Regions from separate parts of the Homo sapiens genome. Here region 2 is linked to region 1. Evidence: chromatin loops called from intact Hi-C (ENCODE). Cell type or tissue: ascending aorta. All regions are shown on one strand.

The links. A loop is a pair of places that touch in the nucleus more often than their neighbours do. Peaks named below come from ENCODE experiments on the same cell type or tissue, not always from the same donor. Only the 100,000 strongest peaks of a DNase experiment are listed, where the experiment ranks them.
Region 2: a loop joins it to region 1, with 2.7 times the contacts of the local background. A loop is called at or near these places in 12 of 110 quality-filtered maps.

Annotation. Positions count from the first base shown.
Region 1 is chr18:22,285,718-22,288,217 of GRCh38, forward strand. No RefSeq gene overlaps it. Among named protein-coding and RNA genes, the nearest start is that of GATA6, 120 kb to the left of the region's middle. In ascending aorta, no CTCF peak of the experiment used is centred here; a DNase peak (open chromatin) is centred at 1,084; H3K4me3 peaks cover 520 bases; H3K27ac peaks cover 879 bases.
Region 2 is chr18:22,222,764-22,225,263 of GRCh38, forward strand. All of the region lies in intron 2 of LOC105372017 (a long non-coding RNA gene), which reads left to right. Among named protein-coding and RNA genes, the nearest start is that of GATA6, 54 kb to the left of the region's middle. In ascending aorta, no CTCF peak of the experiment used is centred here; a DNase peak (open chromatin) is centred at 1,068.

The DNA of each region.
Region 1 (2,500 bases):
ACTGAGTGGATGGGGGTGTCACTAATTTGGGGTATTTTTTTAGAATAAAAGAGGAAGAGAGCAGGATTTGAAAGTGGAAGATGATACGCTACTTTTGAAAAAAAATTTTAGCTAGATACAGAATTTATAATGTAGGAATATGATACAAATGTGCTTCTATTTTATTACATCTGGAATTCAGTAATCAAATACATTATTTGTGATGACTAAATCCTCAGAAAGCATGTCTAAACTGGAAGTTGTACAGTCAAAGATTCTCAGCCAGGACCAAGCAACATCTGAGCCCAAATTACCTTTATAATTTAAGACAGGAAGGAAGAGAATTTTAAAAGATTGAGGAGGGAGACTGGATAAAGGAAAAACACAAAAATAATAATGATAACGCTAATACAATGTTTAAAACCCCACTGCTTTCAGATACCAGTTTCTACCTCTTCCCTGACATTTCATTAATTGTATTTCAATCTCTTTTTTCCACTATCCTCAGATGGAGATTCCAGAATAAGTGGTAAATAGCAAAAAGTAAAAAATAAAGCCAGTAGAAGAAAGAAGGAGAAATAGGGAATTGGATAGTCCACAAACTGATAATTCACCCACTTAAGTCAGACAGATCTTGGAATATCAAGTAAGTGAGAGTGGGAGAAATTAAGCACAAATCTGGGGATATGTCCACAAGATTAGTGAATCTGTGGACTTCAAATCCTCATGCTTACTTGCGTGGGTTAAACAGCCTAAAATGCTTACTTGTTTTTGGAGTTTAATCTCTTTGAGATTTAGTCATCTTATTTTGGAGGGTTTTGATAGTAGTGAGAAACGGTGTTTGGTTTCTGCTCCAAATCTAGTTAAATAAGAAATTGAAAGTGGGAAGGAGAAGGTGCATACAGTTTCCTTTGCTGAAAATGGATCAGTAGTACCATCCTAGCATACAAAGGACTTCTTAGAGTTATCATTTGATGAGGTGCCCAGGGAGAGTGCTGATGTCAGCCGGGAGAGGGCCGTGGGTGGGTGTCCCCCGGCTGACTTCCTCTCTTTCCTCTCTCTGCCAAGGCTCTGCCGTCCAAACCTGTAATCCCGCCCAGGCAATTCCAGTTCTGGGTGTTTCTTAAGCAAATAGAGTAAACCATGCCAGCATTAGGGGTTGCCACCTCTTAGAGGTTGTATTCCAGGGCAAGTACTCATGACTTCTCATGACTCAATCTCATCAGTTTCTTCTATGCTTTCAATTTCTTCCTCTTCCAGCTTCTTAAACACTTATATCTGTATGTACATCTATATGTGCAAATAGCACCTATAATATGCCGTCATGTTTTCTAATGATCTCCTTGGTGAACTGTAGCACTTTCTTTCTTTCTTATTTTTCTAGAGACGGGATCAGGCTAGTCTCAAACTCCTGGCTTCAAGTGATCCTCCCACCTTGGCTTCCCAAAGTGTTGTGATTACAGGTGTGAGCCATTGCACAGGGCCTCAGTGTAGCAATTTCTTATTGGCTGTCACATTTTCTAGTAGTTTCTCAAACCTATATTGTACTGTTCAACTATATGGGAAGCTTTTGATGATGGGAAAAAAATCTGTCAGCTGTTCCCCGTATAAGCATCTTCTCCACCTTCCTCTCCCTGCCCCTGAACCTGAGTCCAGCACACGGCAGGCAGGTGTGTAACAAATGCTTGTGAATTGTGAGGCAGTGTCTCTGATATGAACATCTGCAAAGCCTCCAATAGGGAGGGGGAAAAAATCATGAATCTTAAAGTCAGCTGATAAAAAAAGAAGAAAAGAAAAATTGTATGTTAAAGTGCAGAACATAAGGTTTCTACACAAAATGAAAACAAGTATTGGCCGGGCGCGGTGGCTCATGCCTGTAATCCCAGCACTTTGGGAGGCCGAGGTGGGCGGATCACAAGGTAGAGAGATCGAGATCACCCTGGCCGACGTGGTGAAACCCCATCTCTACTAAAAAAATACAAAAAAAGCCGGGCATGATGGCAGGCGCCTGTAATCACAGCTGCTTGAGAGGCTGAGGCAGGAGAATCACTTGAACCCGGGAGGTGGTGGTTGCAGTGAGCCAAGATCGTGCCATTGCACTCCAGCCCGGGCAAAAAGAGTGAAACTGTGTCCCCCCAAAAAAAAAAAAAAAAGAAAAAAGAAAACAAGTATCTCTCCCTTAAAGGAGGCCGTCTCAATATTTTTAGAAAGGATAATAATAGTAATAAGTGCCTGCCATGTGTCAGGCACTGTTCTAGGCACTTTACATGTTTCATTGTATTTGATGCTTGAATAGTCCTTTGCTTATTATCTTCATTTTACAGATGAAGGAACTGAAGCACGAAAAGGTGAAATAACTTGCCCAACTTTGGAGTTAGATTTCATACTTTGGCAGTTTGACTCCAGAATATACACTTCTACCTTTGTGTCCCATTTAAATCTGTTTCTCCCTACAAGGTCATTCTCCTGTGCTTTTCTTCTAGAAGCTTTATTATTTTAGGGTACATGAAGATCTATACCA
Region 2 (2,500 bases), 63 kb before region 1:
TACCACTGCACTCCAGCCTGGGCAACAGAGTGAGACTCTGCCTTAATAATAATAATACTAATAGTAACAAAAAGGAGAGTAACAGTAGTTACGCTCAGGTCATTGAGTGCCAGCTCGGAACTGAACTTTGCATTCATTGTCCTCTTGAGTCCTGCAACGTAGGTTTGATCATCACATTGTTTTAGATCCAGCCATTGGCAGAGGTATGATTTGGCCCAATCCACTCACTTGAAAGCTCCCACTCCCTGTGGCCACTCCTTTAAAACAGAGCCTTGCTCCTCAAAATATGGTCTGATCACCTGCAGCGTGGGCATCCCCTGGGAGCTTGTTGGAGCAGCTCAGGCTCTGTCCCAGACCTATTCAAGCCAAATCTGGATTTAGCAAGACTCTCGAGGGATTTGTATTCAAGTAAAAGTTTGAGGAGCACTAGTTTAGATGATTCTGCTTTAGAAAAAACTTTCCCTACGCGTTAATACTTATCAAGTGTTCCCTTGCTTTATGGCTGAAGAAGGAAAGCATCACACTAAGGATGGAGAGAAGGCTGTCCTGGTTGGGGAGGGTGGAGTCCTTGCTCTACTGAGAGGGTGTGCATTTCTGAACCCTTGTTGCCTGTTTCTCTCCTTGAAAACTGAATATGTCATAGGATGTACAACACCAAGGGTGAGCCCTAACACGGACTATGGACTTTGGATTGTAACCAACGTAGCACTCTGGTGCAGGATGTGGGGATGCGGATAGTGGGTGGGGCTGTGCGTGCTGGGGGAACAAGGGGTCTGTGAGAGCTCCGTACTTTCTGCCCAATTTTGCTATGAACCTAAGACTGCCCTAAAAAATAAGGTGTATTCAAACCTGAACACACCTTAATGTATTCAGGCTGTGGGCCTTGCCGAAGATGGGACAGCTAGTAAGATAATGCCTGTTAAATTCTTTTTTAAAAAAATCATTTGGATAAAAGTGCTTTTGAAAGACAGGGTTTTGTCAAGTGCTATGATCTCATCATCTGGCAGCCCCGGCGGGCAAGGAGTCCAAGGGAAACCCAGGGCGTTGACAAGTGGGTGACTCAGGTGCCGGCCCTGCTGGCGGTGAGCAACTGCGGGGTTGGAACCCGTGGGAGGGGCAGGGAGATGTGCTGAGCTCCTTTCTGGCCAGTGCTGATGTCATCAAAGCCCCAGGGCTAAGGCTGTGCTTTCCACCTGCCCTCAGAAGCACCAGTACTCCTGGTTTCTTATTTATTTATTTTTTCTCTTCTCTCTGGTTTTCTGGGTTGTGTTTTCCCCTTTGTTCTTAAATAGTTAGTTGGGACCTGTGGTAGCTCTTTCAAGGGCTCTGCTAACACAGGACAGCCCTGGACCTTGGCTTATAGGGACTTTATATCCTCATTGTCAGTCCCTGGGGCAGTTAATATGCCTGAAACGCCCTCCACTCCCTCTTAAATGTGTGTGTGTGTGTGTGTGTGTGTGTGTTTGGTTTATTTAATACTATTCTGTAGCATAGGTAAAAGGCTTTAAAAAAACCTTTTCTGCTATCTCATTTGATTCTAAAGACAGTGTCTGGTCAATGGATGGGTGATGGTATTAGGAACACAGGCTGGGTGTCAATCATCCTCCAGTTAATGCAGAAAGAAGGATTCAGTGAGTGAAGTGACTTGCTTAAGGGCACACAGCTCTGTGCAGGTGGGCAACGTGGGAAGGCTCCCAGGGCTCTCCCTTACAAATCCCCAGGCATCTGGCTTCCTAAGCCTGAGGCCTTACTTGTCCTGCCTAAATACTACTAGGTCAGCAAAACTTGTTAGCCATAAAGAGAGAACACTAACCCTGTGTGTCACAGGGGATTCAGGATCAGGGTGGTAGAAACCAATAGGGCCATTTTTTCCTCTGGGCTGTGCTGTTTCTGCCAAGCACCTTCTTGTTTTTATCCATAATAAAAATAAGTGCTAAGTTTTTCATTTTACTTATTTTTTAGATTTTGGGTGTGTTGCCTAGGCTGGAGTGCAGTGGTGTGATCATTACTCACTGCCGTCTGCAGTCTTGACTTTCCAGGCTCGCTACAGCCTCCAGAGCAGCTGGGATTACAGGTGCACACCACCACAGCCGGCTAATTGTTTTTTTTTTTTTTTAGAGATGAGGTCTTGCTGTGTCACCCAGGCTGATCTTGAACTCCTGGCCTCAAGTTATCCGCCAGCCTTAGTCTCTCAAGTTGCTAGGATTATAGGCGTGAGCAACCAAGCTCAGCTGGTGCTAAGTTTTAAGAAATAAAATAACCAGAAAAATTAGGCCAAGTGAAATAGTTCAACTTAGCTTAGCAATGGCAAGCTCAGGTCTTTTCCAAATAATGAGGAAACCTGGTGAAACCACAGTAACCTCAGTGAGCTGTGGCCTTTGCTGACGAGATGGGTGATCAGAATTTGAGGCAAATGGTCCAAGTAGCTGTTTATCGTCTTCAACTTTCACAGCTTCCATTCCAAGCCAATAACTCACTTCTGGGCCCCACAAGTGACCTG